Regions from separate parts of the Homo sapiens genome. Here region 1 is linked to region 2. Evidence: read pairs that join two places in POLR2A ChIA-PET (ENCODE). Cell type or tissue: PC-3. All regions are shown on one strand. Each heading gives the region's core, and the rest is flanking DNA. Links, peaks and the distances in the headings are about the cores only.

Region 1 (10,448 bases), core at 1-8,000, 65 kb after region 2:
ACCCCTGGCATAAATCCCCTGTACCTCCCAGTATTCAGCCCCTGGCAGAAGCTGCAGTTTATCAACCAGATGAGGGCCTGGGGGTGGGAGCAATGTGGGCAGAGGGGAGGGTGAGGGCTTGGGATTGGGGGAACCCACATACCTGCCAAGGTGTGAGTCTCAGAGCCTCACCCACACCTTGCGGATTGCAGGATCCCAGATGTGCCGGCCACCCTTGGGCATGTACAAGCTATTGCACCAGCTTAGCACCTGTGTCCCCCTCCTGACTGAGATCACATTGTCCTCCCCTATGTTACCTGGTCTGTAGTGGGTTCACAACAATGCTGGGTTGATTGGTCTCCTACCTTGAGCCCCAACAGTCAGATAGTCGGTTCCCAGAAGGGCAGGCCATGTCCTGACCATGCCAGCTTAGGGAGGGACAGGCCAGCTCCAGCCAGCTGGCGGGAAGGCACGAGCAGAGAACAGCTTTCAGTCCTGACCTATTGATTGCTCGATGCGCATATTGATTTCTCTGTGTGGTTCACAGTACCTGGAGGAGAAGGAGGACCTGGAGCTCAAGTGCTCGACCCTGGGAAAGGACTGTGAAATGTACAAGCACCGCATGAACACGGTCATGCTGCAGCTGGAGGAGGTGGAGCGGGAGCGGGACCAGGTACAGGCACCACCTGCAGCGTGCAGGGCGGCGAGGCTGCACAGCGGGGCCCGCACCCCAGACCACCGGCTCCTTCAGAGTGTTTTGTCCAGTGCAACATCACTGACAATGCAGGGATCACTCCTGAATCCATCTTTCCCATTTCTGTTCCAAAGATGAATTCTAAAAGATGAATTCCAAAAGGCTTTTTTGGAAGTCACAGGCGTTTGGGTAGCAGGGGGATCCGAGCTGGGCTCCAGCAGCTCCCACGACCAAGCATGGTTCTTAAATGTTGTGTGTTCTCTCGGGTGAGAGGATGGGTTCAGATCCAGCCCTGTCATTCATAAGGTGTATGCCCATAGGCAAGCTGCCACCCCTGACCTCAGTGCCCTCATCTGTAAAATGGGGATAATTACGGTAGCACCGCCTCATAGGGACAGGCTGTGGCCTTCCAGGGACACTGCATCAAAGCTCTCAACACAGAGCCTGCCACTAGCAAGGGTCGGACCATCGGCTCTGTGATCGCGTTAATGAAGAAGGTAGTGACTGACACGCCCAGGGGTCAGACTGCAGACGAGAGCCACAGACGATGTGGCTGGCCCCTGGGTTGGGATGATGCCTGTCCCTGGGCCCAGCTGGATTTGGCTGGGGTGCAACCCCCAAAGCAGCCTTCGTCCCGCTTCTCCCTGGCAGGCCTTCCACTCCCGAGATGAAGCTCAGACACAGTACTCGCAGTGCTTAATCGAAAAGGACAAGTACAGGAAGCAGATCCGCGAGCTGGAGGAGAAGAACGACGAGATGAGGATCGAGATGGTGCGGCGGGAGGCCTGCATCGTCAACCTGGAGAGCAAGCTGCGGCGCCTCTCCAAGGACAGCAACAACCTGGACCAGGTGGGGCGGGACGGGCAGGACCCCACGCCTGAAGCCAGGTGGGCCCTGGTGCCCACTGAGGGCTGTGGCCAGTCCCCACCTCCCCGTGGAGACCCACACCTGAAGCCAGGTGCCCCCTGGCACCCACTGAGGGCTGTGACCAGTCGCCACCTCCCTGTGGGGCCCCAAACCAGAAGCCAGGTGCCCCCTGGCACCCACTGAGGGCTGTGACCAGTCGCCGCTTCCCTGTGCAATGAATGGCTCCTTGTCCTTTGTTTAGTTTTGTTTTGCTTTTGAGACAGGGTCTCACTCTGTCGCCCAGGCTGGAATGCAGTGGCACTATCACAGCTCACTGCAGCCTCAAACTCCTGGGCTCAAGCAGTCCTCCCACTTCAGCCTCCTGGGTAGCGGAACTAAAGGCACACACCACAATTCCTGACTAATTTTGTAATTTTTTTGTACAGACGAGGTCTCACTGTTTCCCAGGCTGGTCTTAAACTCCTATCCTCAAGCGATCCTCCCGCCTCAGCCTCCCAAAGAGCTGGAATTACAGCCGTTTGCCACTGTGCCCGGTTGGCTCTTCATATATTTGAAGCCGGAAGTTCCCTCCCACGCCCAGCATAATCCACATCTTTTACTGTTGTGTTTGTGTCTGTTTAGTGATGAGTGGAAGCCACTCATTTTGAAGTTAGAAGATGCAGGGTAGGGCTGGGCACAGTGGCTCATGCCTGTAATCTCAGCATTTTGGGAGGCTGAGGTGGGAGGATCGCTTTAGGGCAGGAGTTCAAGACCAGTCTGGGCAACAGAGCGAAAATTTTTAAAAATTTAAAAAATTAAAATTAAAAACATAAATAAGAAGATGCAGGGCGCCAGGTGCGAGGGTTCACGCCTGTAATCTCAGCACTTTGGGATGTCGAGGCAGGTGGATCACGAGGTCAGGAGTTCAAGACCAGCCTGACCAGCATGGTGAAACCCTGTCTCTACTAAAAATACAAAAAAATTAGCCAGGCGTGGTGGTGCGTGCCCATAGTCCCAGCTACTCGGGAGGCTGAGGCAGGAGAATCGCTTGAGCCCAGGAGGCGGAGGTTGCAGTGAGCCGAGATCACGCCACTGCACTCCAGCCTGGTGACAGAGCAAGACTCCATCTCAAAAAAAAAAAAGGCAAGCTTGACCTGGCCACTTCCTTGCTGGGCAGCCTCTGCCTTAGGAGCCTCAGTGCCCTCTCAGTGACCACAGCCAGCTGCTGGCCTCCCACTGGGGTTCCCCCGCACACCTGAACCGTCACTGGGTTTAAGACACCCTGTGGTCGTTACGGTTCCTAGTGCTTGTGAGTAAACCCTCATTTATGGACTATGTGAATTGCAGAGTGCATTTCCCAGCAGGGCTCCAGGCACTGAGAAATGAAGGAATGCCTCCTCCAGGGTAAATGTTACCACTATTATAGCTCTGGGTTTACCGAGTGCTGTCACGTGCAGGTGCCACGCAATGTGCCCTCTGTGCATTACCTCATTTACCCCACGGAACTGTCCTGCATGGAAAGCATGCTCAGTGTCCTCATTTACAAAGGAAGGGACCCTGACCAGGCGCGGTGGCTCAGGCCTGTAATCCCAGCACTTTGGGAGGACCCGTGCTCCCGGCTGCAGTTACAGCGTGAACACAGGCCTGGCATTAGCCCACTGTGCTGTCAGCAGGGCATGACCGGCGCTTCCATCCGTCTGCAGAGTGGGAGTCAAGGAGCAGCAGGGGGTTAACGGGGCACGCCAAGGTGGGCTGTGCACACCCAGGAGCTCTACTGCTGTTTTGAGCCCCTGGAAGATTTTGCACAGGGAGTGGAACAAGACGCTTTGAGTCTGGAGGCAGCGCAGCATGCGGGTGCCATGTGGCTTTGTGGGCCACGTAGTTCCTTCATGCTACAGCACTCCGCTTCCTATTTTGTAAAAAGCAATTATCAACAACAACCTCTACTTGTCAGGAAGGATTCAATGAGGTGACAGCTATGAAGCGCTCCAGACAAGACAGTACCTAGGACTGTGTGTGTGTGTTTTTTTTTTAACATCATTCAGTCATTCTGAATATTTTTTATATTTTTAGCTCAGGCACAGGGCTAGAAATTGGAAATTTCATGGTGGCAGATGAGATGGAAGGGGCTGAGGCCAGTTAGGAGGCAATGCCTTTACCATTGTACAAGAAGACCGGGGCTTGTTTGGGAGACTGGACCAGAAGCCTGGGAGGAGGATGCATCATTAGGCTGGACTGATGGGGGCTCAGTGTCTGGGGTTACGGTTGGGGTCAGGAAAGAAGAATGGCCAAAGTGAGCTTCATGTTCGGGTGGCCGAGGGAATGATGATGCCATCAGCCCAGCCATCTTGCCCACTGGTGGCGCATCGCCAAGCCCCACCACTAACGCCAGCTTTTTCTCTGTCCCCAGAGTCTGCCCAGGAACCTGCCAGTAACCATCATCTCTCAGGACTTTGGGGATGCCAGCCCCAGGACCAATGGTCAAGAAGCTGACGATTCTTCCACCTCGGAGGAGTCACCTGAAGACAGCAAGTACTTCCTGCCCTACCATCCGCCCCAGCGCAGGATGAACCTGAAGGGCATCCAGGTGCATGGGTGTGGAGGGAGGGGGCGCAGGTGCAGGGCAGAGGGTCTGTGAGCCGGGGGCCCCTGCAGGCGGCGATGGGGCAGCACAGCCACGCCTGCTTCTGGGTGGGTCTTGGGTGCCCAGACTGTGACTCACCCTATTTCAACCCTGTAAGCTGGAAATCCTGCGACTCGCTTCTTACTCATTTGTACATTTTTACTGATTTCCTCACTCTTATAAATGTAATAGACATTAAAAGAGAGAGAAAGAAAGACAGGCTGGGCATGGTAGCTCACGCCTGTAACCCCAGCACTTTGGGAGGCCAATGCGGGAGGATCACTTGAGGTCAGGAGTTCCAGACCAGCCTGGGCAACATAGGAAGATCAAGTGTCTCAAAAAAAAGAAAAGAAAAGAAAAGAAAAAAAACAGCCAGGCATTGTGGTACATACCTGTAGTCCCAGCTACTCAGGAAGCTGAGGCAGGAGGATCACTTGAGCCCAGGAGTTGGAGGCTGCTGTGAGCTATGATCGCACTACTATACTCCAGCCTGGGTGAGAGAGCAAGACCCTGTCTCAATAATAAGAGAGAGAGAGAGAAAGGAAAGAAACAGAAACGAAAGAAAGAGAAAGAAAGAAAGGAAAGAAAAGAAAAAGAAAAGAAAGAAAGAAGGAAGGAAGGAAAGAAAGAGAGAGAAAGAAAGAAAAGAAAGAAAGAAAGAAAAAGAGAAAGATGGAAGGAGGGAAGAAAGAAAAAGAAAGAAAGAAAGAAAGAAAGAAAGAAAGAAAGAAAGAAAGAAAGAAAGAAAGAAAGAAAGATGGAAGGAGGGAAAGAGAATGAAATGAGCATCATTTCCAAATTCAGTCTTGGTGCAGTCGCTCACGCCTGTAATCCCAGCACTTTGGGAAGCTGAGGTGGACGGATCACCTGAGGTCAGGAGTTCGGGAGCAGCCTGGCCAACATGGCGAAATCCCATCTCTACTAAAAATACAAAAATTAGCCGGGCGTGTTGGTGGATACCTGTAGTCCCAGCTACTCAGGAGGCTGAGGCAGGAGAATCACTTGAACCCAGTAGGGCGGAGGTTGCAGTCAGCCGAGATCGCACCACTGCACTCCAGCCTGGGCAATAAAGCAAGACTCTGTCTCAAAAAAAAAAAAAAAAAAAAAAAACCAATTCATTTGTTTATTCATCACATATGTATTGAGTATATGTACTGAGTGCCAATCACATGCCCGTCACATGTCAGGCACCATCCCAGGAGCTGGAGTTAGCAGTAATCCTGTCACTGTGTTCAGAATCTCGGGCAACCCGAAGCCCACGGCTGGCTCTCGATGGGGAGGGAATGAGTGAATGAATGAGATGCCACAGCAGGGCCTGACAATGCCTCTGCCTCTCCCAGCCTTCCACACGCCAAGCCAGAAGGCCTGAGGCAGCACATCTGAGCTGACTGAGACCCCATTAGCACTCCGGGCCGGGGGTGGCCAGGGCACCTGCCTGGCAGCCTCACCCTCTTCTGAAACCTGCTCTGTGTCATGTACCCAGCTCTGCTCAGCTTCACACTCCCCGCACATCACTTGGTCCCCTCTGCCGCTCTTGGCTCCTGTCCTGTCTTCTGCCATGAGCCATATTACACGGCCGCCCTGGGAGGAGAGCTTGTCTATACCAGCAGCTGCCTGATTCAAGCCCAGGGGAGCCGCTGTGTCTTGTCGTCCCGGCCGCGGGAGATGAGCATCGGTCCGTGTGCGTTCCGGGCTGAACCTGGTGGCCGTATGACGAGGGACACGATGGCTGGCCTCTCTCTATTTTTTTCTAAGCCCCAGTGACATGTGTCTAGGTCCCTGTTTGATTTGTGTCTTGTGTCTTGTTTCTTCCCCTCCCCTCCCTTTTAGCTGCAGAGAGCCAAATCCCCCATCAGCCTGAAGCGAACATCAGATTTTCAAGGTTAGTGAGACGCCCAAATCTCTCTTGGCCTGTCTCATCTGTCACTCTGTCTCTCTCGGTCCATCTGTTTCTCCCACTGTAACGAACAATCCTGCGTGGTAAACGTGGCGGGTTCTCGGGGGTCTCGGAGTGGTGGGGGTCCATCCAAATAGCAATTAATGTTCATCGTCATTCAAAGCAGGCAGGAGCCCAACTGCTGAAAGGTCCCCTCTGTGGTTCCCTCCACGCTTCCCCGCCTCTCCCGGTGGGTCTGTCCGGAATCCCTGGTGCGTTAGCTGAACTGTGCGTTTTGCCCGTGGCTTCTCAGCGAAAGGACTCTTTGACCCTCTTCCAAGACTTTTGGCCGGGTGTTCCCCCACAGGACTTCACAGGAGGCTGGTTCATTCGTCAGTCCCTGGTTCTCCGAGACACACTGCCTTCAGAATCTTCTCTTTTGTCCTCACCATGTCTCTGGGAGTGACAGATCGGCTAGAAGGGTTTGCCTAAGCAAATCAAGCACCTACTATGTGCCAGGTGCTGGAAGGCCCAAGTAGATGTCCATAGACCCCACACACTCAGGCAGGGCCACAGCCAGGAGGTGGAAAGTGCATGGGTCCTGAGAGTGGCTGGACAAAGGTCAGAGAAGGATCCATCAAGAAGGGCACATTTGGCCGGGTGGGGTGGCTCACACCTATAATCCCAGCACTCTGGGAGGCCAAGGCGGGCAGATCACCTGAGGTCAGGAGTTTGAGACCAGCCTGGTCAACATGGTGAAACCCTGTCTCTACTAAAAATACAAAAATTAGCCGGGCGTGGTGGCAGATGCCTGTAATCCCAGCTACTTGGGAGGCTGAGGCAGGAGAATCACTTGAGCCCGGGAGGCTGAGGCAGGAGAATCACTTGAGCCCAGGAGGCAGAGGTTGCAGTGAGCCAAGATGGCACCACTGCACTCCAGCCTGGGTGACACAGTGAGACGCTGTCTCAAAAAAAAGAAAGAAAGAAAAATGTGGGGGCGGGGTGGACATTTAAACTGGGGCTGGAAAAGGGAGCCTTTTGGTGGAGGGACACAGTGTCCAGAAGTACTCCTCAGCTCAGAGAGGGGCCCATAAACAGAGGTGTGGAGACCAGGAGGTGCACAGGCAGAAGCCGCCCTGCCACCCCAGAGCGTAAAGCAGGAGAGCACTGGGCTGAGACTGTGGGCGCCTCACTGAAGATATGGACTTCATCCTGCATGGCAAGGATGAAGCCTCCCCCAGGTGGCTTTGGGGTGGGCAGGAGAGTGAAGAGTGCAGACCTGTGCTTAAGGCCGTTCTCTCTGGACACGGAGGGCAGCAGAGGGAGGCCAGGGCGGGGGGCCCCGTCCAGCTCCCTCACGGCCACATCCGGTGTCTCAGTGGCCTTCTGTATCAGAAGGGAGGTGCAAAGGGCCTGGGGCCTGCAGGAAGCAGAGAAGGGGGTTGCATCACAGGGAAGGGACAGGATGCAGTGGCCATGGGGCTCCTCATCAGACCTTAATAGGCTGCCCAGTGCCAGGTGCTGGGGGCCCAGGGAAGGACAGCATATGGTTCCTCCCCACAAGGCATCCACTGATGGGGGTGCATGTACGTATATCTCTCTGTGCACACAACACGGGCACACACAGCAAGGGTGGGAGCAAGGAGGGGACACAGAGAGCAAAGCCGTCTTAGGAGGGCTGAGAGGATGTGCACATGGTCCCCAGGCAACCCACCACAGAGCCAGGGGTTGGGGCAGGGACATCAAGGGAGGCTTCACTGAGGAGGTGACGGACTTGGCCCCCAGTTTGTCCTCATCCCCATCAGCCAGCCCTGCTTGTCGGGGAGAGGCAGAGTCCATGTTGATGGCAGAGAATTGGACAGGAAGACTCATGCCCCGGTTGTCCATTGTTCACAGAAAATGCCAGCCGGGGACCCCACACCAGTCCTCAGAGACACATGGCGTTGTCCAGCTTTGACCCAGGCTGCCCAGGGGGTGACCCTCGCTGGGAGCTGCGATATGTTGGCAAATGAGACCCACCACCCCCTCCCCGCCAGGAGCCTACTGTGGTGGGGGGAGACAGGAAAAGAAGAGATGGTTTTATGCCTGTGATACCAGCGCTTTGGGAGGCCAAGGCAGGAGAATTGCTTGAGGCCGGGAGTTCAAGACCAGCCTGGGCAGCATAGCAAGACACCATCTCTATAAAAAATTTGATAAAAAGCAAGAGGAGGTTTTTGAGGGCTCTTTCTCCAGCAGATGCCACAGAGAGTGGAGTGAGCCCTCAAGGGAGAGAAGAGGCCCCAGACCCACCTCGTTAGAAGGAGGTTGGGGATGATGCCAGAGAGCCCCATGTGCCTATGGGCCATGAGGCTCTGACTTCCCTTTCCCCACCTTTTCTCTTCCTCCCCTCTCTCTCTTCCACCTCAAACCCTCCCCGGCCCCCTTCTCCTTTCTCTGTCTCTCCCATCTCGTCTCCCGTGAGGACAGCCAAGGGGCACGAGGAAGAAGGCACGGACGCCAGCCCTAGCTCCTGCGGATCTCTGCCCATCACCAACTCCTTCACCAAGATGGTGAGCTGCAGCCTCTGCCCGATCTGCAGGTCCCCTCCATTGTCTCCCCCTGCAGAAGAGTGTCTGGGACCCCAGTTCATGCCCACCACCCACTCTCCCTCCAGAGCTCATCCCCACCACCCTCTCCCCCTGCAGAATGCCATCCAGGGACCCAGCTTATCCCCACCACCCTCTCTCCCTCCAGAGTGCCATCCGGGGCACCAGCTCATCCCCCAACACCCTCTCCTGCTGCAGAGCACCGTCCCGGGGCCCCAGCCTCATCCACCCCACCAGCCCTGACCCACCTCGCCTTCCTCCCCAAGACCCAGCCTCTGAGCAGCGCTGCTGCCTGCTCTGGGCTGCAGCCCCAGCCTCCCTTATGTTTATTTAGAGAGGTTTCCACAGCCTCGCAATGTATTTACACCTTCTTGCCGCCTCCTTTCCCAATTTAACACTTGGTGGGAGGAGGAGCTGGGCCTCCCAGGGGCTGTCGCGCATGGCACAGGCCGTGAAAATTCTGCCGCAACTTCTCAGCCCCTGGCAACTCCCGCAGCCTGGGGAACGGGCGGCAGGCAGGGCAGGGAGCTGTGAGCAGCTGGAGCCGCCGCAGAGCTGAGGCTTGGGGCCCCATCCCCAGCCCAGAACCCCTACCCGGGCAGAGCCGGGCAGGGTCCCAGCCACTGCATCCAGCACTGCCCACCCCCTGACAGGCAGCAGAAGGCCCAAGATTAGAGATTCTAACCCCAAGGGGAAGCCCTGGGAAGCTTGTCAGCTCAGCTTCCAAAATCAGGCCCTGGGGGAGGCAGATATTTGATAATGAATGATTCCTGTCTGATGGCTGCCCTGGGTGGCAGAATCCCAGGCTCTTATTAAGAGCGGCTCTGGCCAGGAGCCAGCAGGCCTGGTTTCAAAGGTTGCCCTCCAGCAGCTGTGCCGTCCGGGGCACCACTGCCCTCCCCACGCCCCAGGCCCACACTGTTCACCATGTTTAGAGCAGGTGCCCACAGCAGGTGCAGCCCGGGGGCCTTGAGCTCAGCCTGTGCACCATGGCGAGGCAGCGCCCCAGTCCCCCAGCCGGCCGGCTCCCGCCTGCGTCCTCCCTGTGAGCAGATGTGCGAGCAGATGTGCTTCAAGCTCGGCGGCTGCGGCCGCTCCGGGCTCAGCACAAGCCTCCTCCAGCCAAGGTCGCCGCTGATAGCCGGCTCGCTGCCTCCATGCCGCCTGAGTAGGAGGCGGGCACGATTTTGCATTGAATTGAGTCCCTGCGTGTGTAATATTTATGCACCCGTAACGTGTGTGTGTCTGTGTCTGAAGCAGCCCCCCCGGAGCCGCAGCAGCATCATGTCAATCACCGCCGAGCCCCCGGGAAACGACTCCATCGTCAGACGCTACAAGGAGGACGCGCCCCATCGCAGGTGGGTGGCAGGTGAGGGAGGACTGGGCTTTTGCCCCGTGCCACCATGCCAAGCCTCCTTACCCCGTCTCTGGGCCAGTCCACGCTTGCTGACCCAGCTGTCCTCGAAGCAACCCTGAAAGGCAGGGTACTGCTCATTGTACAGATGAGGAGGCTGAGGCTCAGAGGAGGGAAGCGGCCTCCCTGGGTTCACCCAGCTGCCTGTCCAAGGACAAAACCTATGACCCGTGGCTCCATGCTGCCCAGAAATCAGGTTCCCGGGCCCCACAGCCCCAGGGCTTGGCTTTTTCTGCCAAAGAATAAGAAACTCACAGCTGGGCATGGTGGCTCACACCTGTAATCCCAGCACTTTGGGAGGCCGAGGCGGGTGGATCACCTGAGGTCAGGAGTTCGAGACCAGCCTGACCAATATGGTGAAACCCCATCTCTGGTAAAATTACAAAAAATTAGCTGGGTGTGGTGGCATGTGCCTGTAATCCCAGCTACTC
Region 2 (16,722 bases), core at 4,261-12,260:
GTGTGGGGTGTGAGAGATGCCCCGCGATGGTGTCCTATCCTGGGCTGGTGCCCATCTTGTGTCCTGAGCTGCTGGGATGGGCTCTGACCACCCAAGACCCTTAACTGCAATAAATGGGTAAATAATTATTTGCTGTTCTTAATGAATCTTTCTTAAGCTCATATTTATTCTATGTATAGTGCACATTTATTTCCATGTTTAATACTAGAAGTGTTTTGGTCTTGAGAAGTTTGGTAGGCCAGGTACAATGGCTGATGCCTGAAATCCCAGCACTTTTTGAGGCTAAGGCAGGAGGATCACTTGAGCCTGGGAGGTCAAAGCTACAGTGAGTATGCCATGATTCCAGCACCGCATTCCAGCCTGGGTAACAGAGTGAGACAGAAGAAGAAAGAAGAAAGAAGAAGAAGAAGAGGAGGAGGAGGAGGAGGAGGAGGAAGAGGAGGAAGAGGAGGAGGAAAAAGAAGAAGTTGTAGTAGTAGTTGTTGCTGTTGTTTGGTGATGTTTTTGTGAGTAGAAACTTAATTCCTGTTTGTAATCATTAGCCTATGGTAAAATTCATTGCCTTACAGGTCATTTTGCTTAAAATTGCAGTTTCTAAGAACGAGTGGGCAATGCCGACTGAGGACTTACCGTACAGCTGTGCACATGCACTCACTGGCATGGAAACCATTGCATTATTTGAGCTTAGGATTCCTATATTTTTTCAATTCTGGGATTTTTTTTCTAGAGTTTCTTTGAATTTCTCTTCCTCTCCATTCTTTTAATTTTCTCCATCTGTATCACCTGTAAGACAACCGTTGCAACTTCTCAATCTGTCTTCCACTTAGCTTTTCTTTTATCCTGTCCAGCTCCACCCACCACCACCTTTTTCTGCTGGATTCTAGGAGAGTTCCTCAGTTTCCTCTTCTAGAATAAATCTATAGAGTGTATAAATATTAACTCACCACCCACAGTTGGAGGAGCTGTTATGGTTTTGATTTCATAGGCAGGGAAGTATCTTGATGGTTTATCGTGCTCTGGGCCAGGCCACCCTGCTGGTTGCAGTAGAGCTTGTTTGACTATCTTGTCCCAAGCCCTCTGCACTTCCACCCACTCCCTCCCTCTTTCCAGAATTTGGGAGCAGGCTCAGAAAATGCCATGCCCTGAAATTCCACCTGATAGGAATTGAAGAGAAATGAATGAGCGATTCCCAGCAGGGATCACTTGCCCTAAAAGATGAATTGAGCCGAGTTTCCGCAGTGACTGGGTCCTTCCCACACCTCATCAGTAGACTCCAAGCCAGAATGTAAATGAATGCAAAGTGATCTCATTCACTGAGCTTATCCATCATGGATATTGGTGCCATGACTGAAGACGGTGTTCTTGTCCAAGAGTAAGACTTGTGCATGTGCTTTTCCCCTCCACTTTCCTGGGGAGGGAATGGCCTGATGCTACCGACCAGTCCACATTCTCTGAACAGATGCATCCCCAGAGTGCACGTGAGTTCATCAGCTTCTCCAGGTTGATGGACACATGGCCTGTGATGATGTTTCTCAAAGTGTATGCCACACAGAACACTAGTTCGTGAGTTGCTCCATGAACCAAGGGTGCCATGGTCAGATAAGCTGGGAAATGCTGCGTGCTGCACCTTCCTTAGCAAGATTCATGTGCAAAGGATCTGAGAAGTCCTGTGATACCAGGCTTACCAATCCATTTGGTCACATCACACACCCCACTCCTCACTGTTTTTTGGTTTTTTTTTTTTTTTTTTGACTAAACACACTGTCTCCTAGGGACACAGTTCTGTGTAGTTAACAGGAAATATTTATTGAGTTTCTATGTGGCAGGCCCTGAACTAAGCTTTCTTTTGTATGATTTCATTTGCTCCTTAAAGCAACCCTGTGAAATTTATATATTGTCATCACTCCCATTCGACAGGTAAAGCATTCGAGGCTTGGAGAGTTCAAGCCACTTTCCCTCCTCACTCAGCCAGTAAGTGGTAGAGCCAGGTTCAAACCCAGGCCTGCCTCCCTCCAAAGTCCACTTTATCATGCTTCCCCAGAAGAAAATGGCCACTTATAATAAAAAGGTAAATTAGGGCCAGGTGCAGTGGCTCCCGCCTGTAATCCCAGAGCTTTGGGAGACCAAGGCAAGAGGATCATTTGAGCCCAGGTGTTCAAGGCCAGCCTAGGCAACATAACGAGACCCTATCTCTACAAAAAAAAATAATAATAATAATTTTTCTTTAATTAGCCAGGCATGGTGGCAAGCTCCTGTAGTAGTAGCTACTCAGGAGGCTGAGGTGGGAGGATTGCTGGAGCCCAGGTCAAGGCTGCAGTGAGCTGTGATTGTGCCACTGCACTCCAGCTTGGGTGACAGAGCAAGACCCTGTCCCAAATAAATAAGCATTATGGTTTATGAGTCAGCCTCTTAAGCATTCAGTGACCAGAATGAAGGAGGAAATAGTAAATTCCTTGAGCTTACAAAACGGAGCCCCATATCCTGAGTGTAGGGTGACCCCACTAAGGTGTAGCCAGGTTCCTGGTCTCTTCCTAGACTCTCTCCTTACCTTCCTATGGCCAGCCTCCGTTGTCAAAAGAAATCCAGCATGCTGCTAGGCTCATTAGAGGCCTGCGCTAAGCCAGGGGCAGGGGTGCCTTCCTGTAACTCCAGCTATTTGGGAGGCTGAGGCAGAAGGATCGCTTGAGCCCCGGGGTTTAAGACCAGCCTGGGCAACACAGCGAGACCGTCTCATAAAAAACAATAATTACAATAAATTATAAATATTCATAAATTTATATTGTATATAAATTTTTATTATATTATATATTATATATTTATATTTATAAATAAATTTATATTATATTATATATAAATTATATATATTATATATAAATATTTATAATTATAAATATATAGTAAAATATATGTTAAATTTATATTTATTTTTATATATTATATATTTAAATATATATTTATTGAAATATATATTTTAATTTAAAATTATAAATATATATGATATACATTATGTATAATATATAATAAAATATAATAAATTAAAAATGCAAATATATACTTAATTATATATCATATATAACATATTTCATATAAATATATAATATATAATTGTATATTATATACAATAATGTATATTTATATGATATTACATATAATTATATATCTATCATATATCAATAATATATATTGTTACATATATAATATATGAGAGAGATATATATTGAGTTTCTATGTGGCAGGCTGTGAACTAAGCTTTCCTATGGATGCTATCATTTGCTCCTATATATGTGTGTGTGTGTGTATATGTGTATACACACACACACACATATATATATATATGAAGGCGTGTCTTAGATAGCTGCAGAAGTGACTATTGAGATTATCCAGTGTTTCCCTACCTGGGAAGGCACGTGGTATCTTCACGGTGGGCTGTGGACTTAAGAAGCTGCTGACCTCTTAGCTCGCCCAGACCTCTGTGCCATAGTCAGGGTCTGGTTTCTTCAGCTCACCAGAGTTCCACGTGCGGTTGGTCTGGTCTTCCAGACGTTCATGGATGCTGCCCTTAGTTCTGTGCACATCCAGCAGTTTTTCTCAGCTGCCTCCTTCCCCCTTGGCCTCTCTTGCCTGCGTGGACCTCTGCGTGGCCCCACTCTGGGTGGTCCTGGATCTCACAGTGTCCCTTTGCCCACAAATACTCCCTCGCCCAGGGACTCTGAATGTGCCATCCCAGTGGGGACCCCACATTCCGTCTCCATGGTAACCAGCAGGAAGCTGGTGATGGATGGGGGCCTGGCGTGGAGCATATTGCAGTCCTCAGATACCATCACTTCCCACAGAGTGAGTCCAGGCAGGGAAGAAATGACTGGGGGGAGCGGGGAAGAAGAGGTCGCAGCAGCACCTTCTGGCGCTGATCGGACGTGGAGGCATCATTCCCGTGCCCGTCTTAACTTCGGGTTCTTGCCAAAACCCACCAGTAAGCTGATGCTGCAATGGGGTAAGGCTAGAGAGAGGCCCTTCTGGCAAGGAATTGTTCTTAATAGGCCAGGCTGTGATGATGAGTTAGGCAGGAGACTAGCAGACCACCTTGTGCCATCTGCTGCAGTGTTCGTGGCCTCTCAATGACTGTGGGGCGTCCTTTACTGTAGAGTTAGAATCAGATCGGACTCTTCCACACAGTTGGTGGTTGTTATTGAGCTCTGGGCCAGGCACTGGATATATAGGAGTTGTTGACATCAAATAAACTGTAGAGACGAATCTCTGCAATTCAGAAGTTTTACTTGAGAAGTAAGAACAGCAATTTGGGCTGGGCACGGTGGCTCACACCTGTAATCCCAGCACTTTGTGAGGCCGAGGGGGGAGGATTGCTTGGGCCCAGGAATTTGAGACCAGCCTGGGCAACATTGTGAAACCCTATCTCTACAAAAAAAAAAAAAAAAAATTAAATTAGCCGCGAGTGGTGGCACACGCCTGTCGTCCTAGTTACTCAGGAGGCTGAGGTGGGAGGCTCTCTTGAGCCTGGGAGGTCAAGGCTGCAGTGAGCTATGATGGGGCCACTGCACTAGAGCCTGGGCAACAGAACAAGACCCCTCAAAAAAAACAAAGAATTACAATTTTTGACGTACACACAGACCTGGGTGGTCTTCGTTATGTCCAAAGAACAAAGGTTTGAGGTTTTATTTTTAAAACAGAAGTGTTACGTATTGTTCTTTAAGTTGACCGTCACCAGTGAAGTTTTGGGGAGCTGGCAAGCCCCGATTGGTGAGTGACAGCGGTGGGTAAAACTAACCTTACAGTCATAGCAGATTGTTTCAGTAGCTGTTAGAGAAAACTGGTTTCAGGTTACGGCTGGCAGTGTCCGCAGCCCGGGCTTGCAGAGAATTTCATTTCTGGAGCCATGTTATGTGTCCCGGGTGCTTTTTACCTCCACCCCTCCCAACTCTGTTTTAGGTGGGTGTGATAAGAATGACCCAATTTGCCAGGTGTGGTGGCTCACATCTGTAAATCCTCGCATTTTGGGAGGCCGAGTGATACGGTTTGACTCTGTGTCCCCACCCAAATCTCATGTCCAGTTGTGACTGAGTGTTGGAGGAGGGTCCTGGTGGGAGGCGACTGGATCATGGGGAGGGATGGACATCCCCCTTGCTGTTTTCCTGACAGTGAGTGAGCTCTCACCAGATCTGGTTGTTTAAAAGGATGTGGCACCTTTCCCTTCTCTCTCTCTTCCTCCCGCTCCTGACATAAATGTGCTGGCTTCCCCTTTGCCCTTCCACCATGATTATAAGTCTCCTGAGGCCTCCGCAGAAGCTTTTTGTTTGTTTGTTTGTTTTTGAGATGCAGTTTCATTTGTTTACTGTCTGGAGTGCAATGTCACGATCTCAGCTCACTGCAACCTCCACCTCCTGGGTTCAAGCGATTCTCCTCCGTCAGTCTCCTGAGTAGCTGGTACTACAGGCCCGCACCACCACGCCCGGCTAATTTTTGTATTTTTAGTAGACAGGGTTTCACCATGTTGGCCCGGCTGGTCTCGAACTCTTGACCTCAAGTGATCCACCCGCCTCGGCCTCCCAAAGTGCTGGGATTACAGGCATGAGCCACTGTACGCGGCCTATATGTTATTCTATGTATTTAAAAACATTATTCTGAGCTGGGCACAGTGGCACACACCCATTGTTCCAGCTATTCAGGAGGCTGAGGCAGGTGGATTGCTTGAGCCTAGGAGTTTCAGACTGTAGTGTGCTGTGATCACGCCTGTGAATGGCCAGTGTACTTCAGCCTGGGCAACATAGCAAGACCCCATCTCTTAAAAACAAAAAAACACCACATTATACGGGAAGTAGTCCCAGATGAGTTCAAGAAAGATACAAAGTGCTGTCCCTGAGAAAGGGCTTCCTGTATTGGAAACACCTTGGGTGGTTCCTACAGTGGAAGGAGTGGCCCAGCATGGGAGGCAGAGGACTGACCTACGAGGGTCCAGGTGGCCAAGGAAAGTGGCTGCCCAGAAGCCCCAGGAGTGAGGCTGCTGTTCTTGGGGCAGCCGCAGAGCAGGATGAGGATTGCCACGTTCAGTCCTCAGTGGGCCTGGAGGAACGTGAGTCGCCGTGTGTCAAATGGGGAACAGGATTGCCAGAGAGCTCTTGGATTGCAGGAGAAGGAACAGCTTCGTTAGAAGGAAGCAATTCTATTAACTCGCATGCATGTCTCTTGATGAGCTGGCCTTCTCTGCTTGAAAACCACTGGGAGGGAGAGAAGATGGAGAAAGTTCCAAGGAACTTTCTGAAATACACAGCCCGGCAGGTGGAGGGGGTGGGAGGGATGACGAGCCATTCTTATCCCAATATAAGGGAACGCTCCATGTCAGAAAGGTGATTAAATGGATGTGAGTTTCTATTGCAGAAACAAGCCGGGGAGGCGCGTTAAGGATGGCGTGTCAACCTTCACTGTGCGTTCCCTGGTTTTATTGGTCTGTGTTATCACCTCCGCGTTACTTAAATGTAGTTTGGTGGTGTTTTTTATTACGGCCTCCCCTTTCTTTCCCCATGGCTGCCAATATTTCGTGTGGCAGCTCCTCACTCTCTCGTCACCCGTTACCTGTTACTGTCACCGCCCCGCCAGGGTGTCCTTGCAAGGGACTCTTAATGGAGCTGTCCTGGTTAAAGAAATTCAATGTGATTGAGCTGCAGCAAAGAATCAAAATCCAAGTATCTGAAAGGGATGAATAATAACTAGGTATTAAAGCATATTGGTTATTTATTATGAGCAGAAGGCAGGAAAACATTAGCATGTAAAAAGCTGTAAATTAATCACGGCTGGAGCTGGGGAACCTGAAAAAGTCACCTCTATCTTTATTAACTCTGTTTTGTTATTCCTGAGTGTAACTGAGTCCCCATTTCTGTCCTTCTGTGATAGATCTTCATCCCCAGCTGCCTTGCTGCAGGCATGAAGGGGTGAGATTTTTAAAAACATGGTTGATCTCACATCACCTGGTGCTCAGAAGAGGGCGGCAGGGGATTGAGCATGGAGGAGCTGACTTCAGTGCAAGTCCTGGCCATTACCACTCACCAGCTGTGGCCGTGGGCACATCCCCAGACCTCTCCAGATGCTGTGTCTCCAATCTGTAAAGTGCACGTGATTCTAGAGCCTTCCTTGGGAGTTGTTCTAGGATTAAATGAGATACTGCCGGCCAGGCGCAGTGGCTCACACTTGTAGTCCCAGCACCTTGGGAGGCCAAGGCGGGCAGATCACTTGAGCAAGCCCAGGAGTTCGAGATCAGCCTGGGCAACATGGTGAAATCCCATCTCGACTAAAAATACAAAAAATTAGCTAGGCCTGGTGGTACATGACTGTAGTCCCAGCTACTCAGGAGGCCGAGGCGGGAGGATCGCTTGAACCCAGGAGGTTGAGGCTGCAGTGAGCCATGATCACACCACTGCACTCCAGCCTGGGTGACAGAGTGAGACCCTGTCTTAAAAAAAAAAAAAAAAGATACTGCCTTTCCATGTTTAATCCTGTGGGTAAGGGTGGTTGCTGGTAACAGACAAACAAAGGGGCCCTTGCTACTCAAAATGCTATCAGTGCTACTCAGGAGGCTGAGGCAGGAGAATTGCTCGAACCCTGGAGGCAGAGGTTGCAGTGAGCTGAGATCATACCACTGCACTCCAGCCTGGGTGACAGTGTGAGACTCTGTCTCAGGAAAAAAGAAAAAAGCAATCAGTGGCTGGGTGCAGTGGCTCATGTCTGGGATCCCAGCGCTTTGAGAGGCCAAGCAGAAGGATTGCTTGAGGCCAGTTCAGGACCAGCCTGGGCAACAGTGAGACCTCATTTCTTCATACAAAAAAACTTAGCTGGTTGTGGTGGAGCACACCTGTAGTCCTAGCTACTTAGGAGGCTGAGACAGGAAGATCACAAGCTCAGGTGTTCAAGGCTGTGGTGAGATATGATTGCACCACTGCACTCCAGCCTGGACAAGCAAGTGAGATCCCATCTTGTTAAAAAAAAAAAAAAGCAAAAAATCTGGGCTGGTGGCACACACCTGTAATCGCAGAACTTTGGGAGGCTGAGGCAAGAAGACTGCTTGAGCCCAGGAATTCAAGAACAGCCTCAGTAGCATAGTGAGACCTCGTTTCTACAAATAATTTTTTTTGAATTAGCTAGGTATGGTAGGTGTGCACCTGTAGTCCCAGCTACTTGGGTGGCTGAGGTGGGAGGGTCACTTGAACCCAGGGAGGCTGAGGCTGCAGTGAGCTATGATGGCACCACTACAGCACTCCAGCCTGGGCAACAAAGTGAGACTCTGTCCTGAGTCAAAGAAAAAAGAAAAATCACATTAAAATGCAGATTTCTAGGCCCCATCTGTGACCTCCTGCATTGAACAGGATCTCCAGCTGAGTCATGTAGACATTGATGTTTAAGAAGGACTGACAAAGCATTCTGGTCCTTTTAGGGAATTTTTTGATAAACTGGAGAAAGGGCGTTACGTGTTATGATAAAACCAGGAAACTGATTCACTATTGTTGAAAGAGTGCATTGACTATTTGAGCTGAAATGCACTTTGCACCTTGAGAGTTTGTTTGGAGGTTCTAGCAGGGGAGCGCGGCTACTTCTGTACCCTTGATGGAAGACCGGTCTTCCTCTCTCGGGGATGGTCATCCTCTTTGACCAAGTATGCAGCCTCAGGAGGGACACATGTGGAGCGGTGAGGGAGGAAGGGGACACCCGCCTAGCCAACCAGATCAGCCAAATCAACTCTGGTGATCAATGGGGGTGACAGCTGTTGCAGCCAGATTACCCTCACATCCTGAAATGCACTTTGGAAGGCTTTGAATCCTATTCCCTTTACAGACGAGGAAACCGAGGTCGGGAGAGGTTAAGCATTTGCCCCAGGCCACAGAGACGTTATTCTGGTTGTGTGTTGTGTAAAAGCCACCCCAAAACTTAATGACTTCAAACAACAACAATTTCTTGAGCTCATGGATTCTGTAGTTCGGGCAGAGCCTGGGAGAGAAAGCTTGTCTCTGCTCCACGCGGGGTCAACTCGGGCAGCTCAGCTGGGGCCGCAGGATCCACTTCCCAGACAGTGCTCTCATGTGGCTGCAAAGTGCTGCCGGCTATTGGCTGGGATCTCAGCCAGGGAGGGCTGGGAACCTTGATCCTTGTCCACGTGGACTCTGCATGGGCTGCTTGCTGTCTGGGCTTCTTTTTTTTTAAGAGACAGGGTCTTGCTCTGTTGCCCAGGCTGGAGTGCAGTGGTGCAATCACGGCTCACTGCAGCCTCAACCTCCCAGGCTCAAGTGATCCCCTGCCTCAGCCTCCTAAGTAGCTGGGACTACAGGTGTGTATCACCATACCCAGATAATTTTGTTTTGTTTTGTTTTGTTTTTACAGATTGGGTCTTGCTATGTTGCCCAGGCAACTCCTGAGTTCAAGTGATCCTCCCACCTCGGCCTCCCAAAGTGCTGGGATTACAGGCACGAGCCACCATGCCCAGGCATGTCTGGGCTTTAAGAGTGAGTGTCCCAGGACACAGACAATGAAAGCTATGTATATATTTCTTTTTCTTTTTTTTTTTTTTTTTTTTTGAGACAGAGTCTCACTCTGTCACCCAGACTGGAGTGTGGTGGTGTGATCTTGGCTCACTGCAACCTCCGCCTCCTGGGTTCAAGTAATTCTCCTGCCTCAGCCTCCAGAGTAGCTGGGATTACAGGCATGAGCCACCACACCCTGCTAATTTTTGTATTTTTAGTAGAGATGGGGTTTCACCATGTTGGCCAGGCTTGTCTCGAACTCTTGACCTCAGGTGATCCGCCCACCTTGGCCTCCCAAAGTGCTGGGATTATAGATGTGAGCCACCACGCCCGACCAGGAAGCTGCAGTTTCTTAGAGCCTCAGTCCAGACACTGGTACAGTATCACTTCCAGCTTTTTCTGTAGGTCAAGCAGTTACAGAGCTCGGGTTCAAGGGGTGGGGACACAAGCCCCATCTAACAATGGGAAGAGTGGCAGAGAATTTGGGGGTCAGGTTTTAAAATTGCCACAGATAGACTTTAAGAGAAATGGGATCTAAACGTAGATTTTCCAGCACAGAGCTCGTTCTACCATCCCAAGTTCAACCTCCCCACTTAATCTTTCCTTGGGGGAAAGAATTAGACCCTGTCAGCTTGATTCTGCATAAAAATAAAAAGACGTCCATCTTTTCACTGTAGAATGTGAGCTGAGAGCCCAGGGCCCAGACCACCATCCTGTCCCCGGAGCCCCTGGTTGCTGCTGGGTGGGGTGTCTCAGTTCTGGGCAGCTTGTTGTTTTTTTCTCAGCACGGAGGTGGTAGCAGCCGCTGCTGTCCCTGCTGTGGGCCTGAGCATCTCAGGACTGCCTCTCAGCTAAGTCAGGCCCACAAGAAGACTCAGAACTGAGCCATGCCTAGGGCCACTCACCCACAACCATCAGCCTCCATCCTCGCCCTGCCTCCCCTGTGGGCTGAGCTGAAGGGAGTTTCAGGATGACCCCGGCTTTCCCTCTCCTGAAAAATGGTGCCCTGTCCATCTGCACCATCTGAGGTTCTCATCTGAGATTTGTTGGGGTGGGTAGGGGAGGGCAGGCATTTTTGCTTGTTGTTTGCTTTGAATCTGGCCAGCTCCAACGAGCCTTTATCGGAGCTGGGATCTGAGCTCCATGCCACCTGTCCAGAGCAACATCTGCCATCCCGGACTGCATCATCATTTGCGTGCCCCCGCAAAGCAGTCTCTGAGATGAGGGTTTGAATGCAACTAGTTCATCTGGGAGTTGCCGGGGATGAGGATCTTGGGGTGGGGAAGTGGTACAGCGTCGAGGGGCAGCTGATAAAGGGAATGTTATGGAGCCTGTCACTACGGTGAATGACAGGGACTCCATCCCATGGGGAGGCTGGGCAGATGGGCAGAACTCACGCCCAGGGATTCCTCCTGAGACTGAGGTACCTGGGGGGTTATTCAACCCAAACACCCTTAATTGTTACACTCTGGGCTTGGTGGTCTAAGATAGTCCCGGAAGGACAGGTGCGGTGGCTCATGCCTGTAATCCCAGCGCTTGGGAGGCTGAGGTGGGCAGATCACTTGAGGTCAGGAGTTCAAGACCAGCCTGGCCAATACAGGGAAACCCTGTTGCTACTAAAAATATAAAAATTAGCCGGGCATGGTAGTGCACGCCTGTAATCTCAGCTACTTGGGAGGCTGAGGCAAGAGAATTGCTTGAACCCAGGAGGTAGAGGTTGCAGTGAGCTGAGATTGTGCCACTGCACTCCAGACGGGGCAACAGAGCAAGACTCTGCCTCAAAAAAAAAACAGTTGAAAGAAAGGCCTCAGGCACAGAGCTGGGAATAGTGGCAGTAGGTCTGCTGGTGTCACTTTATTCCCTGTTTTTCTTTGTGACAAAACCAGGCAGTGGCAGCTTTTGGTGTGGGTGGGGTTGGGGGGAGCTGGCTAGGACGTCACCTCCACAAGATTAGACAGACATCTGCAGAGTGCCTTGATGACTGAGGCCCTCCTGGTGACAAGACAGGTCTGCTGGTTTCCAGGGCAAATTGCCAAGTGAAGGAGGCCAAAAAGCACAATCCCATGTGACAAGTGTGAGTCTGAAAGTTGCAGCTTGGGAGCGGTGGAGGAAGCAGGCATGGAACTGCCATGGAGTTCAGGCAACAGTGGCCCTGAGCCCTAAGGGGTGTGCCTTGTACATGGACATGATGGGAAGGGTGTTCCCGGTGCATGGAACAGCATGGGCGTGTGCACAGAGGCTGGGAAATGTGAGGTCATTCGATGTGGCCGCTGTTTGGTCTCTGTGCCTATCCCAGCGATGGTGTCACTGCACAGGGAAGAATGCAGATTCTCACCCTCTGCAACTGTTTCTCAAGCTTTAGAATTGCAGCAGTTCAGAGGAAGAAATTCCAGAAAACATGTGGAGCAATTGGGAAATTGCCGGAAACACTGTCTTAAAGGACTGTTCGTTTGGGTGTTGTCAAGTCAAGCCTCCTTTCTTAAAAAAGTCCACTTTCGTTCACACATCCCATCAGGACGGGGAGGGATAGCAGGCTTGGTTACTGTGATGGACCGAATGGTGTCCCCCAAATTCACATGTTGAAGCCCAAACTCCCAATGTGATTGTATTTGGAGATGGGGCCTTTAAGCAGGGAGTGATTGGTTTTTCTTTTTAGTTATTGTTTCTCTTTTTGGAAATTTTAGATTCCGGGGGTACATGTGCAGGTTTGTGTGTGACATAGGGACATTGCATAATGCTCAGGTTTGGAATTCTACTGAACCCATCACCCAAATAGTGAACATCAAATAGGTGGTTGTATTAGTCTGTTCTCATGCTGCTAAGCAGAAATACCCAAGACTGGGTAATTTATAAAGAAAGGACGTTTAATTGACTCACAGATCTACATGGCTGGAGAGGCCTCAGGAAACTTACAGTCATGGCAGAAGGCACCTCTTCACATGGCGGCAGGAGAGAGAATGAGTGCAAGCAGGGGAAATGCCAGATGCTTATAAACCATCAGATCTCGTGAGAACTCACTCACTGTCAGGAGAACAGCATGGTGGAAACTAGCCCTGTAATTCAATTACCACCACCTGGTCCCGCCCTTGACACAAGGGGATTATTACAATTCAAGGTGAGATTTGGGTGGGGACACAGAGGCAAACCATATCAATCAGTAGTTTTTCAACCCTTGCCCACTTCCTTCACTCCCTGATCTTGCAGACCTCAGTGTGTGTTGTTCCCATCTTTATGTCCATGTGTTCTCCTCATTCAGCTCCCACTTTTAAGTGAGAACATGCAGTATTTGGTTTTCTGTTCATCTGTTAATTCACTTAGGATTATGGCCTCCAGCTGTATCCATGTTGCTGCAAAGGACACGATTTTGTTCCTTTTTATGGCTGTGTGGTATTCCATGGTGTATATATGCCACATTTTCTTTATCCAATCCACCGTTGATGGGCACCTAGATTGATTCCATCTTCGCTTTGTGACTAGCGCTGCCATGAACATAAGGGCGTGGGTATCTTTTTAGTACAATGATTCGTTTTCCTTTGTGTAGACACCAAGTAGTGGGATTGCTGGGTCAAATGGTAGCTCAATTTTTATTTATTTGAGGAATCTTAAGGAGGCAATTTTAAATAAGACCATGAGGGTGGGGACCTGATCCCACAGCACTGGTGTCCTTGTAAGAAGAGGAAGAGACACCAGGTTCACGTGCATGGAAGTAAAGGCCATTTGAGGACACAGCCAGGAGGTGGCCACCTGCAAGGAAGGTAGAAGAGCCTCACCAGAAACCAACCCTGCTGGCACCTTGATCTCAGACTTCCAGTGTCCAGCACTGTGAGAAAGTGAATTTCTCTTGCTTAGGCCACCCAGTCTGTGGTATTCTGTTAAGGCAGGCTGAGCAGACCAGCACTGTTACCAACAGATAACCAAACGCTTTTAACGGGGCATCTTCAAACGTTTTTGAAGACTTCTGAGCCGCTGTCTGGCAAGGCAGTCCTGTGTACAGCCCATTCCAGTTCAAGCCTCTAAATGCATCTTTTCTCATCTGTAAACGGCGCTACGTTTTGAGGCCCCGTTTTCCAGAAATGATGTACTCCACTCTCCCCAACGCACACACAGATCCCTGGAGCTTGCAACTCCTCTGTTAGGAATAGCTATTTTCACTGTTCAGAACAGGTGTTCGTAGAAAAGGTGATACCTTCAACGCAGCCAGGCGCTGAAACCCTAGCGGGAGGATTTAGAGGCCACCAGCCCTGCCTTGGGGTCAGACATGCATGAGTGAATGGGGCTGGGCCAGTCCCTGCTATGTGAGCTTGGGCAGGAATCCAGGGCTCAGGGCGTGACTAGGAACAGGAACGCCTGCGTCCCAGGTGAGGCGTCCCAGGTGAGGCGTCCCAGGTGAGGCGTTCCATCTGCAGAAGGCAGCTGCTCACCGTGCGTGTCGGCTCTTCGTGCCATTCCTGAAAGCAGAGTTTGATGGGACAAGATTTTTTAAAATATAGGAACCCTGAGCATTTGGCGAGCTAGAAGGGAGACAGCTCCAGACAAGAGGAGGCAGGGGCGGGAGCTTTGCAGGGTGTGGCAGGGACAGGTTTACCGAGAGCCGGTTCTGCGTCAAAACCCACGGGACGTTTCCCCTGCTGAGGATCAATTATCCATCCTGCTAAAGGTTAATTCTTCTGCAGAGAAAGCCAAATGGCCCAGACTCCTTTGTGCAGGAAAAGCAAAGGCAATTAAAAGCAGCTCCGACCCGGATCACGGGGCCCACCTTCTGCTGCGTCCCTGGATATGAGCTTTCCCCTGGCGAGTCCGCCGCCTCTCTTTCCCGTAGACTTCGCACGTGTCACGGGTGTGTTCTCAAAGCTTTTCGGGGCCTTCAAATTTTAGCAATGCCTCTGGGTGGATCAGATGCCAGGGTGGGGTCACTAGAAATGCACTTTCTTCCCAAGAACCCCCAGAAATGCCTTCTCCATCCCTCCTCTGGTGCGATCATGGCCCCGCACACCCACACATCGTGCTCTTTCAAATTCTAATTCATGATCTGCTTTCCATGGCCTGGGCTTCCATGTCCCAAACCCACACATGGGTTGTTGAAGGCCCCTATGAAGACCCAGGCCCTGTGCTGTATTTTCACCTTCATTGAAACTTGCCTGTACTTTGGCCAGAGCATGGACTGCAGTGGAGGAAATAATGTCTCCCAGATTTCCTGCCCACCTGGAACCTCAGAGTGTGGCCTAACTTGGAAATGGGGTCTCTGCACATGGGGTTAGTTAAGTTAAAAACAGATTATACTGGATAAGGAGGTGGGGGCTGAATCTAATGACTGGCCTCCTTACAAAAAGGAGAACGAGAGGAGAGAGACAGACAGACTGGCCAGGCCTGGTGGCTGACACCTGTAATCAAAACACTTTGGGAGGCCAACATGGGAGGGTCACTTGAGCCCAGGAGTTCAAGATCAGCCTGAGAAACACAGCAAGACCCCATCTCTACCCCCCACACAAAAGTTTTTAATTAGCTGGGCATGGTGGCATGCACCTGTAGTCTCAGCTTCTTAGGAGGCTGAGGTGAGAGGATCACTTGAGCCTGGGAGGTCAAGGCTGCAGTGACCCGTGTTTGTGCCATTGCACTCCAGCTGGACAACAGAGTGAGACCCTGTCTCTGAATAAATAAATATTTTTTAAAAAGAAATAAAAAGAAGAGAGGCTGTGCAGAGATGCACAGGGAAAGCCGTGTGATGACGGAGGCAGAGATTGGAGTGAGGTATCTACAAGTCAAGAAATGCCAGAGATCATCAGAAATCACTAGAATCTGGGAAAGAGGCTTGGAAAAAACTCTCCCTCTGAGCTTCCAGAAGGAGCCCCTCTGGCCGACACCCTGATTTTGGACTTCTGGCCTCCAGAACTGGGAGAGAATACATTTCCATTGTTTTAAGCTGCTAAATTTGTGATAATTTTTTACTGCAGCTCTAGGAAACACAGATGTCGTCTAACTTAGCCATCCCCCATCACCTGTGTGCATGGGGATCACAGGTGCAAACAACACCAAGGGCCCATTGGGATCTGGTTTATTCCTGGAGTATCTGCTGGAATTCTACCCCTCTCCCCAGGCCCACTGAGCTATCATTTCAGATTTCAAGGGTGTACGCTTGTGTATAGCAGCACAATTCAAAATTGCAAAAATATGGAACCAGCCCAAATGCCCATCAGTCAACAAGTGGATAAAGAAACTGTGGTATATCTATACGATGGAATACTACTTAGTCATAAAAAGGCATGAATTAGTGGCATTTGCAGGGCCCTGGATGAGATTGGAGACTATTATTCTAAGTGAAGTAACTCAGGAATGGAAAACCAAACATCGTATGTTCTGGCTCATAAGTGGGAGTTAAGCTAAGAGGATGCAAAGGCATAAGAATGACACAGTGGATTTGGGGAACTTAGTGGGGAAAGGGTGGGATGGGGAGAGGGATAAAGGATTACATATTGGGTTCAGTGTATACTGCTTGGGTGATGGGTTCACCAAAATCTCACAAATCACCACTGAAGAACTTACTCATGTAACCCAATACCACCTGTACCCCCAAAAACCTATGGACATAAAAAATGAAAATTAAAAATCAAATAAAAGATTTCAGAGGTGTGAAAGCACAGTATTGTATTGGAGGGATCACTTCAGATCCATTCTCATTTCTTTTTTCTAAATTGAGATATAATTTGTACACCGTGAAATGCACAGATCTTAAGTGCACGGTAGATAGTTCAACCGTTTTTGACGAACGTAACCCATAATCCATCAAGATACAGAACATCTTCAGTGCTCTCAAGAGTTTCCTCATGCCCCTCCTGCTCAGTTTCCATCCTTCCCACCAGAAGCTGTTGGGACAATCACTGTTCTGATTTCTTTCACGTTGGGTAGCTTTGTCTGTCCGGGGGCTTCACATACCTGGAATCACACAGTGTGTACCTTTTCGTGTCTGGTTTCTTTCACTCTGCATGTTTTCGGATTCTTCCACGTTGTTGCATGTCTCTTTCCTGTTTATTTTTATTACCACAATTTGTTTATCCTTCCTCCTGTTGGGTAACTGGGGTGGTTTCCAGCTTGAGGCTATTATGAATGAAGTTGTTATCAGTTTAACCACACACAAGTCTTTGTGTGGACATATTTTCATTTTCCTTGAGTAAATACATAGGGGTCCTGGGTCCTAGAACCCTAGGTA

The links. Peaks named below come from ENCODE experiments on the same cell type or tissue, not always from the same donor. Only the 100,000 strongest peaks of a DNase experiment are listed, where the experiment ranks them.
Region 1: POLR2A ChIA-PET joins it to region 2 with 14 read pairs; 4 of 35 experiments call an interaction of 5 or more read pairs at or near these places.

Annotation. Positions count from the first base shown.
Region 1 is chr7:2,928,111-2,938,558 of GRCh38, reverse strand. It overlaps CARD11 (caspase recruitment domain family member 11), which reads left to right. Exons shown (of 25, transcript NM_032415.7): 8 at 527-652; 9 at 1,325-1,522; 10 at 3,930-4,106; 11 at 5,973-6,024; 12 at 8,485-8,567; 13 at 9,861-9,961. Among named protein-coding and RNA genes, the nearest start is that of CARD11-AS1, 11 kb to the left of the region's middle. RefSeq lists an enhancer at 245-1,141. In PC-3, for the core only: no CTCF peak of the experiment used is centred there; a DNase peak (open chromatin) is centred at 4,268.
Region 2 is chr7:2,991,164-3,007,885 of GRCh38, reverse strand. All of the region lies in intron 1 of CARD11 (caspase recruitment domain family member 11), which reads left to right. It also overlaps the pseudogene RN7SKP130. Among named protein-coding and RNA genes, the nearest start is that of CARD11, 44 kb to the left of the region's middle. In PC-3, for the core only: no CTCF peak of the experiment used is centred there; no DNase peak of the experiment used is centred there.